Regions from separate parts of the Homo sapiens genome. Here region 2 is linked to region 1. A link is an interaction called in ENCODE POLR2A ChIA-PET data of the cell type or tissue named here. Cell type or tissue: GM12878. All regions are shown on one strand. Region 1 overlaps AUTS2 (activator of transcription and developmental regulator AUTS2). Region 2 overlaps AUTS2 (activator of transcription and developmental regulator AUTS2).

Evidence for each region. ChIA-PET counts read pairs that join two places held together with the same protein. Peaks named below come from ENCODE experiments on the same cell type or tissue, not always from the same donor. Only the 100,000 strongest peaks of a DNase experiment are listed, where the experiment ranks them.
Region 2: POLR2A ChIA-PET joins it to region 1 with 10 read pairs; 2 of 35 experiments call an interaction of 5 or more read pairs at or near these places.

What each region holds. Positions count from the first base shown.
Region 1 is chr7:69,759,595-69,767,594 of GRCh38, reverse strand. All of the region lies in intron 1 of AUTS2 (activator of transcription and developmental regulator AUTS2), which reads right to left. Among named protein-coding and RNA genes, the nearest start is that of AUTS2, 170 kb to the right of the region's middle. In GM12878, no CTCF peak of the experiment used is centred here; a DNase peak (open chromatin) is centred at 4,434.
Region 2 is chr7:69,694,817-69,702,816 of GRCh38, reverse strand. The region is part of intron 1 of AUTS2 (activator of transcription and developmental regulator AUTS2); the gene reads right to left. Among named protein-coding and RNA genes, the nearest start is that of AUTS2, 100 kb to the right of the region's middle. RefSeq lists an enhancer at 5,565-5,614. In GM12878, no CTCF peak of the experiment used is centred here; a DNase peak (open chromatin) is centred at 6,616; H3K4me3 peaks cover 1,249 bases; H3K27ac peaks cover 1,972 bases.

The DNA.
Region 1 (8,000 bases):
CTTATTTTGGTCCTTGATAGCTTCATATGACTGAGATATCAGTGTTTAAGGGCCCACATGGAGAGAAGTCCAACTACGGCAAAAGTTCACACTACACTTTCTAATTAGAAATGTCTTTTTAGGCTGGTGGCTCACGTCTCTATAATCTTAGCACTTTGATGGGGCCAAGGCAGGTGGATCACTTGAGCTCAGTAGTTTGAGTCCAGCCTGGGCAACATGGTGAAACCTTGTCCCTACAAAAAATAGAAAAATTAGCCAGGCATGGTTGTGTGTGCCTATAGTCCCTACTTGAGAGGCTGAGGTGGGAGGATCACTTGAGCCTAGCAGGTCGAGGCTGCAGTGAGCCATGATCACGCCACTGCACTCCAGCCTGGGTGACAGAGCAAGACTCTGTCTCAAAAAAAAAAAAAGACGATGACAAAGAAATGTCCTTGTAATATTAAATAAGATCCATGTTAGCATAATCAATGGAGTATAGAAGGATCCCTAGATTCCCTCTCCCATCTCAACACACACACGTACAAACGTGCGCACATGCGCGACCTATGGGCAGCTCATTCCATGATACAGTCTTCAGTTCTTCCTCAAGCATATAGTAGCAGGGTGTCAGAGTGAAGTATTGCTTCACACACTTTTCCAGTGGTGCAACCCCAATGGCAGAGAAGAAGTTTGGGAGAAGCACATCTGGAACTATATTTTCAGATTCTGTGGGAGACTGTCATGCCACTCCAACTCTTATCCAAACACAACTGGAGGTATAACCTAAAGTGAGAAGCATGGCACCAGCTGATGAGCATTTCAGCTCAGTCTTTCTAAGATTCAACACCACTGGTTAGGCCCAGATCCTGAGAAATTGTTCGTTGAATCTAATGAGAGGCACCAACCTACAAAGGGCCAAAGTGAGCCATGGAAAGTGGCTGAGGTGTGTCAAAGCTCAGAGGTATGCCAGAGCAGGTGACTGACTGAGAACTTCACTTACCTAGGGACAACTCAAGGCAGCGTGGAGACCAAGGCCCAAAACGATGAATTTAAATGTACTTCTTAAAAATCTAGCTGCTTATGGAAAACAGTACGGTAGTTTCTCAAAAAAATAAAAATAGAATTACCATATGATCCAGTAATTCCACTTTGGGTATATATTCAAAATAATTTAAAGGGGGTTCTCAAGAACATATTTGCACACCCATGTTTATGGCAGCATTATTTGTAACAGCCAAGAGTGGAAGCAACCCAAATGTAGACTGAGGAATGAATGAATAAGCAAAATGTGGTATACACATACAATGGAATATTAGCCTTAAAAAGGAAGAACATACTGATACATACATACTACAACATGAATGAACCTTGAGGGTATGTTAAGTAAAATAAACTAGTCACAAAAAGACAAACACTATATGATTCCAGTTATATGAGATACTTAGAGTAATCAAATTCATAGAGATAAAAACCAGAATGGTGGTTTCCAGGAAGCTAAGAAGAACAGAGAATGGGCGGTTGTTATTTAATGGTAGACAGTTTCAGTTTTGCAAGACGGAGAGTTCTGGAGATTGGTTGCACAATGATGTAAATATAGTTAACACTGTTGAACTGTACATGGTAAATTTTATGTTATTTATATTGTACCACAAATTTTAATTCTTTTTTTGAGACAGGGTCTCACTTTGCCAGCCAGGCTGGAATGCAGTGGCATGATCTCACCTCACTGCAGCCTTGTCCTCCTGGGCTCAAGCGATCCTCCTGCCTCAGCCCCGAAAGTACCTGGGACTACAGGCACGTGCCACCATGCCCAGATAATTTTTTTTCTTTGTATTTTTTGTAGACATGGGGTTTTGCCATGTTGCCCAGGCTGGTCTCAAACTCCTGAGCTCAAGCAATCCTCCCGCTTCGGACTCCCAAAATGCTAGGATTACAGGCATGAGCCACCGTGCCCGGACTATACCACAAATTTTAAATTTTAAATTTTAAATAAAAATTAGACTGAACGCAGTGGCTCACGCCTGTGATCCCAACATTTTGGGAGGTCAAGGCAGGAGGACCACTTGAGGCCAGGAGTTTAAGACCAACCTGGGCAACACAGTGAGACCCTGACTCTTTAACAAAAGGGGTGGGGGTAATTAATTTTTTTAAAAAACCTAACTCTTTTGGATTGCATACATGTAATCCAAAACAAATGAGACCTGCCCCCATCTGACCTCAAAGGCTTTAAAAGTCAGAATGAGAATACACCCGCTTTGAATTCTTAACAACATTCTGGAGGAACTCAATCCAAGATGCTCACTAGGTACCTACCATGTCCAATGTGTCCTGTTAGGTGTGATAAGGGCTCTTGACCAGAAGGAACCCATCACAATTTAGTACAGTTAAGTAGAACATGAGCTATGTGCCAAAGAAGAAGTGGAATAATTATGTTGACAATTTTGGATTGCTACATGTAATCCGCCCAGTGGAGAGAAGACAATATAACTACCAACACTGGCCTAAACAGAAGCAAAAACAAAATGCAGCAGATCAAGAGATAAGAGCATGTCCTTAAATTATCAAGATGGTCCTTCTATCTTCTCTCATTCTGCTGGAAAATTCTTTAAAACTCTCAGAAATATTATCAACGTACTCACGTGGGTAGCCTGGAAAGAAAGGGAGAAAGACTGTTGTGTTTTGGCTGTGAAGGACAATAAACCCATCATCCATCCTAAGCCTGGTTCCACAGGCCTTAGGGCCAAAACTTTTTCTTTACTGAGCAAGTTTGCATGCAAGGGGCTAATTGTTCTTCCAGAGCCCAAGGTCAAGAACACAGCAACTTCCTGATAATGGCATCCCACAACCACATGCTTCTCATATACTTCTCTTGCTAATATGAATGAGGTTTGCCTGATAGTGAAGTGCAATTTTCTGCATGCTGAAATATACAAGTTTTGCATTTTTCTCAAAGCTCCTACCTTAAAAAACACAGATCTCCTTTATCTGGCTAGAATGCCAAGGTACTACTTCTTTGTATATGTCCCTCCCCATACACACATCACTTTTTTTTTTTACATCAGTACTTTCAACCCAAGTGTCAACCAGCTAAAATGTCCTTATCCCAGTTGTCTCTAAGAACTGCTAGGGTAAGGTTTGCAACCAGCCAGTTCAACATCTCTCCATTCATCACCATAGAGACCTGCGCCCCTGCCCGCAACTTGAGAATTTAACTTAAAGGAAAAAGAAAAAAAAAAAAACTCTCTAGAACAAAAGCAGGCAGGCACTCTGGCAGGCACTCATAATTCCAGAGCACGGCAGGGGCTCCAGTGTTCATCCCAGCTAGCAAGAGCCCATGTTACATAAATCATGTTCCTGCCACTTCATGGCACTTCAGGAAATTACTGTCCAGTATTCACCTGGCCTAAATTGCTCAGAGAATTATCCAAAAGCATCTCATTTACGCTAGTAATATCAGCAAGAATGGAATCGAGTCCACAGCCTTGAGTAACTGACCTTCTTATCAGGCTACCCAGTAGACGATCATGGGCAAGTGGCCTTGGTATGGCAGCTTCACCAGTTAAGAAACAAATAAGACCTGCCCCCAACTGACCTCAAAGGCTTTAAAAGTCAGAATGAGAATACACCCTGCTTTGAATTCTTAACTAAATCCTGTAGGAGCTCAATCCAAGATGCTCACTAGGTACCTACCAAGTCAAAGTTATCATGTTATGTGTGACAAGGGCTCTCAGACCAGAAGGAACACATCACAATTTAAGGCAGATCGCTAAATACATCCGTATAGTTAAGGAGAACATGAGCTATGTACCAAGGAAGAAGTGGAGTAATAATGATGACAAAACCACAGCAGCACATGCCAAGCACTGTTCTAAGGGCATCATGTTTACTAACTCATATCACTAACACCCTATGAAGTAGGGATTCTTATCTTCACTTTACAGATGCAGAAATAAAGATACTTTGTACAGAAAAGCAAGTAATCTTCCCAAGATCAAACAGCCTCTAAGTGGCTAACAGGATAAAAACCCACAGTCTCGGTCTAGTCTGCCTGAAATCTAATGGAGAAAGATGATATGATGGCCAGGTGGGAGTAGTCAGGAAAGATGTACTAGAGATGGAGCCATTTCAAATGGACCTACAAGAATGAGAAGATATTATTACTAAGGCAGATATTATTACTTCTTACTAAAGATGCCTTGTGTACCCGTTCTTACAAGTTTAGTCACTTATAACAGATGTAAATTATACACACACCAGCCCAGGCTTCTCTACCCACAGCATGCATTTGAGAGGAAACTGAGATCCCAAGATCTGAAGGGGTTCTACCTAATCATCCTCAACGCATCATTGAGTGACAGTATCTCCCTCCAGGCTTTTCAGCACAGCAGAGGCATTACCCTAATGTACTATTCAACTATGCTGAGGCAATTAAAGCATCCTGATGAAGGTTCACCCTAAATATTTTTAAACCGCCTTATTAAAAGGTGTGATGCAAGTATGAGGTGGCATTATTATTTTTAAGTTCATCCTCTGCAGTCACTCATTTAGAGGTGTGAAAATAAAACCAGTGTTTCATGTCTCACTTCCTGTATTCCCACTTGATTAACAGGCTTGTATCCCCGAGCTTGATGATGAAGGTGTATGGTGGAATGGGCTCTATATTATGATTTCACACAAACAAAAAAGCATTTTTTACACAGTGATGAGTGTTTCTGAGGAGCATGTAAGAACATGCAATTCTCCTCACCTGTAATCAACCAGCTCACATGACACAAGGGAAACTCAAAGATTTCAGGTAGGTATGTCATTCCAGAATAAAAGAGTATTTCCTTATTGTTGCTTTACTACTTTTTTTTAAATGGCATGACCATGTAGTCGAAATATGAACTTTTTAGAAACAATTATTTTCTTCTCCAGTACAATAACTGATTGTTTGATTTAATATGCAAACATTGGTCACCAACACGAATTAGCCAGAAGCCCAACTAGATTAAAGACAACTGGGCTGTTTAGGCATAATGGCTCGCACCTGAAATCCCAGCACTTTGGGAGGCCGAAGCGGGCAGATGGCTTGAGCTTAGAAGTTTGAGACCAGCTTGGGCAACATGGCAAAACCCCATCTCTATCAAAAACACAAAAAAATTAGCCAGGCGTGGTGGCACATACCTGTGGTCCCAGCTACCTGGGAGGCTGAGGTGGAAGGATCACTGGAGCCAGGGAGGCAGAGGCTGCAGTGAACCGAGATAGTGCCATTGCACTCCAACCTGGGTGACTGGGTGATACCCCATCTCAAAAAAAAAAAAAAAAAAAAAAAAAAAAAAAGACAACTTGGCTAAAATGTTTGGGAAAATCAGGATCATAAGTGAAAGAACTGGAAAGAACCCTATAAATAATTAGATACAGCCCAATGTCATTATGTTACCGGTAGTTAAACTCAGGCCCAGAGAAATCAGGACAGGAACTACAACTTGAATCCCAGTCTCTTCTTTCAACCCGGACCAGTGTGCCAAACAGCCACAACATCTGAAGCTTGGGTCCTCTCAAATAGTGAACATTGTAATTTATAGTCCACTAGGATATAAATTCCATAAGGCTAAGAATTTTGTTTCTCTTGTATACCACCATACAAGACCAAGAACAGAGGCTGACATATAGTAGGTACCCAATAAATGTGCAAATGAATAAAAAACAGCATTCATCATTCAATAAAGGCCCAACATGCATCCAAAATCTTTATCAAGATAATCTCTACTGCACAGAGTTTGTAAAGATCCAGTGGGAGGCAGCAGGACAAGAGTCGAAGTAATCCTGAAATATTGGTATTTGCCAGGGAGAAACTTAACCCACAACTCCTAGCCTTCATTCCAGTTATTAGCTTACCCAGCCAAATTCCCATCTGTGAGAGCAAGGGGATTTTCTGAAGTTAATTAGGGGCTTAAAGATTTTCCTTAATATTCAGAGGAGCCCGGCATTCCTTAACTTCCTATCTGATTTCAAATCCATGTCCTGTCACATTTTCTGTAAACAATTATACCTTCCCCTCAGTCCCTGACCCTGCACCCCACTAGATCAAGGAAATACACACAAATCACACAGAAAGATGATCTCACAAAACGACTAACAGGACTGAACTATTTAACATTAACAGCCCAGGAAAGGCATTCTAACTCACTAGATCAACAATGAAAAACAACAGACGTCGGTGTCCCCCACAGCCAGTCACTACCTTAATAACAAGCTGTATGTTTCAATTCCAATCACAGCCACAGCAGCCAGGCCAGACATCATCTGACAAAGTTAGTGGATGTTACATTTATACAGCAAACACACTAACAGGTGATGGCACACAGGATCCCAGAGGATTCTCTTTATCCAGCTAATCCAGGTTAAAGACCAGATCTGAGGCAGTCTCTATTAGAGCGGGGCAGCAAATTGCCAGTCCAACAGCATTTCCAGGCAGCTGAAGCATGCATTTATTAGCCTTGCAAGTTATAGATTTTTTTGGTCTGTGGACCCCAAGCTAGTAGAGGGGAAAGGAGAAAGCAACTCTCAGCATTGTATCAGTGGTTGGCCATGACTGAATAAGAAGTTAGCAGACCTTTAGAAAAATTTACCTGTCATCAAATCTGTTTGCAACCATCTCCTCTGGTAAGTGTCTTATATATTAAGTCAAATAACTACAACCAGAGATTCGTAAATTGAGTTTTGTGAATCTCAAAACATATTTTCTTACTGATATACAGGATTATGTGGGGAGATGCTTTACTGTCACTTATAATTATTATTATTATTTTTTGAGACGGAGTCTTGCTCTCTTGCCCAGGCTGGAGTGCAGTGGCACGATCTCGGCTCACTGCAACCTCCACCTCCCAAGTTCAAGCATTCTCCTGCCTCAGCCTCCTGAGTAGCTGGGATTACAGACTTGTGCCACCACGCCCAGCTAATTTTTGTATTTTTAGTAGAGACGGGGTTTCACCATGTTGGTCAGGCTGGTCTCAAACTCCTGACCTCATGATCCACTGCCTTGGCCTCCCAAAGTGCTAGGATTACAGGCGTGAGCCACCGCGCCCGACACACTTGTAATTATTTTGAATGGGCAGCAGCTCTTTGTATGTAGGATTTAGGTTTCTCTGCCCTAATTTTAGTCTCTCTAGAAAGAAGTGATCTGTAAATAAAGAGGTTAAATATATTAAAGAAGTCCTTCTCTGTGGTCTGGAATTATGGTTTCCCTTTTCTTACTATGAAAAAAATCTTCATTTTAAAAAATCATCTACATTAAGAGGCCAGGTGCGATGACTCACACCTGCAATCCTAGCACATTGGGAGGCTGAGATGGGAGGATCGCTTGAGGCCAGGAGTTTGAGATCGGCCAGGTCAACATGGAAAACCCTATCTCTATTTAAAAAAAAAAAAAAAAAGAAAAAAAGAACTTTTTTTTTTTAATTATCTCCAATTAAACTCAGTAAGTTCTGGTGTTAGTGTAACTGAGTTTGTTACAGAACATGATACTTGTTTTTTTTGCCAGATCTTTGTAGATTGAGTTCATACTATACAATGGAAGAAAATTAGCAAGTTCGTGGAAAAAAATGGTTTTTCATTTTCAGTTTACTATCTAAATAAACTTTTTTCTTTCATTTATTAGGCAATAAATCACACAAAATGCAAGAATGCAAGCATAAATTAAAGCCTCTATTTGTACGGGATCTTCTAGAGGACAGAAGATCCCATACAAAACTGAACCTTTATGGCCAGTAAATTGAAGACATGAAGAGTAGAGTCAGGTTCAGCTTCCAGGTTCGCCCATCTTTGAAATGAGTCCTTTATATGGGGGGGGGGGGGGGGGGGCGGGGATGAGAGGGGAATAAAATAACAGCAAATAAAGTGGGGGCTATGAAAGCTATATTATATAATACAGTCACAAAAAGAAGAGTATCACTCAAAAGAACACTTGTTCACAGGCACTGAGGAGATCTAACTGTCCAATGCACAACATGCAATAGTCAGGGGTGACGTCCAGGCGT
Region 2 (8,000 bases), 65 kb after region 1:
GCAATGCTTCCAAACATTGAACATGCAGACCAATGACTTGGAGATCTTGTTAAAATACACATTCTTGAACTGCACCCACTGGAGATTCTGATTCAGTAAGTCTAGGGTAGGAGTCCCCAAATCTGCATTTCTAACAAGATCCCAGGTGGTGCTGATGTTGCTGATCCACACTAGCTCTACCTAGAATAACCTCCTACCCAAAGTAGAAATCACCCCACAAGTGCAATTCTTAGAAATAGCATGTAGTAACCACTGCCCCCATGATGAAAGCTCACACACACAAGGCAGCCCAGTCCTCTTCCAGTCAGAGAACTACTACGAAGTCCTCCTATATATATACTAAGTATCCTGGATTTCAAATGACTGCCCTACAGACCCTAAGTATGTACCTTTCACAGACTTCTCACTGACCTTTCAAATCAGTCATTCATTTTCCTTCCTTCTCACCCTGCCTCTGCCTTTTCTCCTTATCCTTGCACAACCAGAACCACATCTGAATACTAAACTACAGCCCTTTTATTTGTGTTTCCCAGGAAGATATTGCAGAAAAACTGCCTGCTTCTGAATAAAGGTTTTCCCTCTATGAATCTATGTACCTACTTTCCCCAAAATGAGCTCCTTCCTTACCAGCAACTAATCAATCCCCAGAAGACCACACATGAGCATCCAAGGGGAACTGTCTACCCTCTCCATTGAGCTGCTTCCAGCACCACATTGACCTCTCGAAGTCCCTCACAAGCACATCAATGTTTTCATTAGTCAAATAAAGAGGATGCACTGATCTCATGTTCCTTCTAGCTCTGATGCCCTAGAAGTATGTGATCTGAACCTAGGGACAATTGGCAACTATTCCAGGTTTCTCTTTTGCCGACATACTCTTCTCTTTCTTGCTAGTACGGGTTATTTCACTCAAGAGACCAGAGGGAAGCACGTGGAGATTCAGAGTCAGGAGACCTGGACTCAAACCCCAACTCCACCACCAAGGAGCTGTATGGCATTGGGAGAATCAGATAACCTATTTGACTCCCCATCTCTTCAGTCGTAAACTGGAGATAATAATACCTCAAGCTCTTTTATGAGACTGAGATAAAATAAAATACATAAAATGTTTCCCAAACTGCAAAATGCTACAGAAATGCTAATTAGCATCAATGCTGATAATATCCCTCTTATCCTTATTTCACTTACGAATGGCTCCCAGTTCTAACAGTTCCCCCTTTCACAATGCATGTCCTCGTCACCCCAGTCAAAGGAGAGTGACCTCACATTCTTTTGTATTCTCAAAGTATACTGGGGATGGCAATGACGACAACCAGCCTTGCGTTTATAGGCACTTGTGCTCAGGCTGCAAGGCACGAGGGCTCCTTGCAGCATCTTACACATCATCTTGTTTAGAGTCTGGCACTTGCTGAGCACTCAAATACTGGCTGAATGAATGGCATTTCAGTTAGTAGGTTAAGTGCCTCACAAGGTAAAGAATAGAGGAAGAAGAAAGGTTAATCAACAAAAGTCAAATGCAACATAACCCACTATTTTATTGCATGGCCTCTGAAACCACTGCCCTGTACGACTTTTCGGCCAGTATTTATTGAGCACTTACAATGTTCTAGGCCTGTACCAAGCACTTTACATGTCTCATCACATTTAATCTTCACAACTACTAGATGAGGCAGGTACTGTTCTAATCCCTATTTTATAAACAGGGAGAGAGTGAGGTACAAAGAGGTTAGGTAACTTGTCCGAGGTGATACATCTAGCAGTGGCAAAGCAGGAATCTGAATCCACAAGGTTTTATTCCAGAGCCAGTATTCTTAACTTCCAGGCTATGTGGACCCTTACAGGACACAAAGCTTCAAGGCATGTTTCTATCTGGGAAAGCATTTCTGCCTCCACATTTTAGCTCCTTACTCCAAGAACCAATTAACAGGACAGAATGACAGCCTGAAGCTCCAGAAAAATTATAGCTACTCATCCTCTCAATTAGCATGTGAGGCAGAGAGGACGCAAAACCACCAAATATTTAATGTGCTCGAAACTTGGTCTATGAAAGATTCAGTCACTTGAAAACCACATTTATTATTGGAAGTAAATCTCAAGAAATACAAACTTGAGGCAAGGTTTTCACTTCAATAACCTTTCTAGTTAATAATTGATACTAGTAAAAGAAGAATAATGGAAGATGGGCTCTGAATTATATGCCTCATAATGGAGGCTAGTCAGAAGCTCAGCAGAATTTCCCAAGTCTGTCACTCCATATGGAAAATCCCCAGAGGCAGCCAGGAGTCGTGAATTGGATGTGCATCCTTATTTGGGCTGACAAACCTATGACAAGCCACAGAATTCCAGGAGACCTGTCCTTCCTCAAACCATCTAACCCAATTAACGAGCTAATGAGGGCATAAGAAAAGAAAAAAAAAATCCCCGTAATCTTTGCAACTTTTTGGTAAGTCTATAAGTATTCCAAAATAGCTTATTTTAAAAATTAAAAAAAAATAGCAATAATCAAATAGAAAAAACAGGAAAGAAATATAACCAGACTGTTGATGACACAAAAGGAAATACTATCAGATCTTGGACATAGTAAATAATGCTCAACATTACTCATAATAAGAAATGCAAATTGAAACCACTTTGAGATACCAATTTTCTCCTATCAGATTGGCAAAAATTCAAAAGTTTAACACCACCACCCTGTTGACAAGACTGCGGGGAAATCTCTACTCTTAAACAGATGGGAATATAAATTAGTACGACCTCTACAGAGGGATTTAGCAGTGACTATCAAAATTACAAATGCACATTCACTGTAACAATTTCACTTCTGGGAATTTATCCTACAACTGAACACACACCCAGGATGAAATGCCATATGATCAAGATTATTCACTGTATGCCTGTAATCCCAGCACTTTGGGAGGCCGAGGCGGGCAGATCACTTGAGGTCAGGAGTCTGAGACAAGCCTGGACAACATGGCGAAACCCCGTCTTTACTAAATATACAAAAATTAGCCAGGTGTGGCGGCGGGCACCTGTAATTCCAGCTATTCAGGAGGCTGAGGCAGAAGAATTGCTTGAACCTGAGAGGCAGAGGTTGCAGTGAGCCGAGATTGTGCCACTGCACCCCAGCCTGGGCAAGAGTGAGATTCTGTCTCGGGAAAAAAAAAAAAAAAAAAAAAACATTATCACTGCAGCATCACTTGTAAGAGCAAAAGATTGTAAATAACCAAAGTGTCAGACAGGTTAAGTAAATTATGGTACAGCTATACAATGAAATATTAAGCAGCTATAAAAAGGAATACGGAAGCTCTCTCTGTAGTGAGATGGAATGATCTCCAAGATATATTGGTAACTACAAAACAGCAAGATGCAGAACAGTGCTTATAGTATGCTAAATATGGTATAACAAAGGGCAGAAAAAGCGAGAGCATACACAAATAGGAGAGTACACACACTATTTAAGAAATTACAAAAGATGTAATAGAGACTAATAAAGTAGTTATAAAAGCCTGAAGAATGGGGCACATAGGTCCAGGGATGAGAGTGAGACATTCCTCTATATACTTCTTAATACAATTTTGCTTTTGGGATCATATTAATATATTACCTACTCAGAAATGAACAATAATAAGATACCAGCAAAAATGCCCATCAATCCCATGAATGACAGGATCAATCTTTGCTTTTAACTCTACATAGTTATATTATTCAAGAATTATAAGTGACCAGTCTCCAAATTCTTTTTCTATTGCTTCCTATGACACACCTCGCCATATATATTCCTAGGAGATAAACACCAATTTAATATGAACCAAAAGAGTATAATCATAAACAGGAGAATGTAAACATAGGAAAAAATATATAGTCAAAGTTATATATGACATTGGGAAATCTATCTTACCTCCTATGTTAGATGATCTGTGCTACTGTTTCCTTCCCATACATACCCACCCCTTATCTTTAACCTTCCCCTCCCCAAGTGCAGATAGTCAAGAACTCAGCAGTTTTAGCACTTAAAAGTTCAAAACTTATTTGTGAGTAAATTTGAACCCAAAAGCATGAATAAAAATCTCAAAATACAACCTAGTGTGAAAATTTGACATGTTGGCAGATGCTGACCCAAATTGACTCGGCAACACATTATCTCCAATGGGATCACTCATATGTTTCTTGTGTTAAGTCTAAGGCTGTGTGCACTGTGAGGCCATTAAAGCAGACCACGGGCATGTGTGGTATCTTGCAGGAAAGTAGGCAGAATAAAGAGGCAGCCTATGACATCAGTGATCCTACTAAGAAGGAACCCCCAGGCTCACAGATAATAACATTAAATGGTAGACAGGCTGCCACTCAGCAGGTAAGTACTTTTTAAAAACCCTTTGGTAGACAAGTCATCAAAGCCCAGCTCAACAAAATACTATCTAGGGAAAATTATTTGCTTTTCTACTAGATCAATAAGTAGCAAATAAGGTTAGAGACTAGAAATGAGCAATCAATAAAATAGGGAAAGCACCATAACCTGTCACTGGTTTTGGCCACATCCTTCGTTCCTGTCTACCGGTTTTCACAAAGAGAGGAGAGACAACTACTATGTCACTCAATTTTTCGCATATACACACCTAACATTTTATTGTGCTTAAAATTATGGGACCATTATTAATGGCCAAGACACTCCATATCAGATCACCACTGGAGAAAAACTTGCCCTAGAGAGTTCTATGTATAAATTGAGTTATACATAGATGTATTTTACCCAAAGTCCCTGCTCAAGCTTAGGATAACAGGAGTTTCTAAAAGTAACATCCTGTTCTCCCTTCTCTTTGTCTTCAGGTCTGTCTTAGTGTCTTAATCAGCAGAGCCATAATCTAGAAGGCTCCACTATAAACTGCCGTGTTATCACAAAATGTCTGATCTACTTGAAGAAGTGAAGGAAAAGCGGCATGCTGATCCACTACAGAAAGTTCCCATGGTACCTCATGAATTTTTGAAGCTGTCTCATAAATCAGTTCAGCCAAGATCACTTAACTTGGTCTTGTTACAAATCCTGCTGCCACAGTGGACAGTGTCTGAAATTGTAATTTAAAAATGGAGGAAGGACTCTTCCACAAAAGCTGGGGTGGAGAGCTCACAATGCCAGTTCAGGAGTGTCTGAATACAGAGCTTGGGATGCCCAAAGTCAAGGACGAGAGGAAACTGATCTGAGCACTAACAAAATCCTAAGCTGCAGAAGATTCATTTTCTTTCACTTATTTCTGTAGGTATAAAGCTAAGACAGTCTGAGAAAAAGCTCAGACTGCACCTCATAGCAAATCTAGAAAGCCTACCCCTGACATCACCACAGCACTTCTCATATTGAATCACGATTGGTGGGTTTCTTAATTTAATCCTCTCTCAACTGTGAGTTCCCCAAGGCAGAGATCATTTTATTTATCCCCAGTGCACCTAGCTCAGTGCATGGCACCATGGATACAGTACATAAATATTTGGTGGATGTCTACTTAGAAGAGGCAATGCTTCTTGTAAAAGAAAAGGAAGCCTATACAATTCAGTTCATTTGCCCTTGGCAAAGAGGAACATAAGATCTACATCCTAAAACTGATTCTCAGAGTAAGGTCCTTGGACTAGTAGCATCAGCAATGCCTGGGGCCACATGAGAAATGCAAATTTTAAGGCCCCACCCAGGCATACTGAATCAGAAACTATGGATGAGGTCTAGCAATCTACATTTTAATAAGCCCTCCAGACGATTTTAATGAAAAGTAAAGTTTGAGAATCATTGTCCAACAGTTTCTGTGCATACACATACGTTACAGCTTCCTAACCTATCCCTTAGAAGTGAGACAACTGAATAAGATAACTCTAAACGTTTTTTAGATGTTTGGAAATAAGTTTACACACAACCATGAACCAGCTTTCCTGGTGGTGTTAATTAATTACATATGCAATGCTGGTTCAGTGGTTTTTATTAATCTGTTTCTCTCTGCTCACAGCAAAGACATACATATTTTACCAATGAAAATACAAAAGTCAAACCAACAGCTGAGACACTAGAAAAAAAATCTTTTTACAAATTGACCAGAACACATTAGAAAATTAATGTTACACAAAGTGACAAGAAGGTCAGGTTCTTAGGGCAAAATGGAGGTCATTCTGCATTTATCTCCAACTCAAACAACTAAAAGACATTCAGCAAAGATCTCCTCATTCTCCCCACTCTGTGCATGGCTATGGTGGCCTTCTCCCAGATTATCTGCTGGTATTTCTAAAGAGCAGATCGAGATAAGAGGGTAAGAGTATTCAGAGTGCTCAAAGAGGGAGGAGCAATTTTGTCACATGGAGACTTCAATGACATGTCAACAATGAGCCTAATTACCCTGCTGCTATTCTGAAAATAATTCTATACCCTTCACGTAAAAAAAAAATTCTATACCCCAGTGAGTCTATTTTGGAGGGAAAACAGCCCAGCAAAGACACCCTTGGCCAGCATTAGAGAAGGCTGACGTTACTAAGGAAACTCACTTGGGGAGGAAGTGCTGAGTCTCTTGGCCTTTCCCTGAGGAGGGGTAAGGTAACCAAACCAAAAAGGGAAGAACAGAGGTCCTCTTGAGCCTATGCAGCTGCTAGAGGTGCACCGAGGCTAACCGCAGGCTTCTAGAGGTGTCAAACTGCTCTGCAAAACTAAATTTGTCCTTGTGGCTGGAGAAATCGCAAAAAGAAAAGTGAATTCTCACCCATGATCTGACAGATGCATGTGCTTCACTAGCCACGAATATATTCAGATATTAAAGGGGCAGCAATTTTTAAAACTGATCATAATACGTTTTCATTCAGGGCCCACAAAACAAAAATACCACAAAGGGTGTCTTCCTATTTGTAGATGGAAAAAGAGCATTTCTTGAGTGTCAAGAAGGCCCCTTCTTGTGTTCTCCCGTAATACAGAAGCTACTGACCAAGAAACCGTGCTTAAAAATAAAGATTTTTTTTAATGTCTAGTTTCCATACCCAGTTTCAAGAAATTCAAAATTAGAGTAATTTTGGTCAAAATCTGTTAGATTTATTCCTGCAGTTGTGGGAGGGGGGCATTTTTAAAATGCTTCACTAAAACAGAAAATATACAAAAGCATGCTCTTAAAATATAGCAAAATATTATAAACAACATCAAGCCTATTAATGTCTACTATCAATCTAGTTTTAAGAGGATAGTTTTTTAAAATGGATATGAACATTTGCCCAATTAATTTTGTTTTTAAAGTGAGTATTAAAAAGCACAATATTTAGTCGAATGTGATTCAAATTCATCCAAATCAGGACCTACCCCTAATCAAATATCTGACTACAATTTTTCAAACAGTTAATAATTTTTTTGTTTTATATTTTATTAAGCTGAATAACACAATATAGTATTTCCTCTATATGACCAACCTGAAAATATTATATTCCCTGTTACTTTGTTAATCTATATTTATATTTTTAAAAAAATTTTTTTTCTTTTTTATACAAGAGTCTTGATCTGTTGCTCAGCCTGGAGTGCAGTGGTGCGATCACAGTTCACGGCGGCCTTGATCTCTGGGGCTCGAGCTATCCTCCCACCTTAGCCTCCAAAGTAGCTGGGACCACAGGGGTGTGCCACCACATGTGACTTTTTTTTCTTTTTTCTTTTTTTGTAGAAATGGAGTCTCACTGTGTTTCCCAAGCTGATCTCAAACTCCTGGGCTCAAGCAATCCTCCCACCTCAGCCTGCCAAAGCGCTGGGATTACAGGCATGAGCTACCATGCCTGGCCTGTTAATATATTTTCAGTGATTAAACAAATGATGACAAAACATAGGTTACCACGTTCTCTCCCATGGAATACCCATTTCTGTAAACACCCAAAATGTTCCAGTGGGGTTTTCCTGCTTTATAAAGCAGTACATATTTTAAACCCCTTTTACTCTTAATTTCAAAGACGTTTGGCGTTTTGCAAAGCTAGAAAAAGTAATTTTATCTCTCACTGCCATACCTACA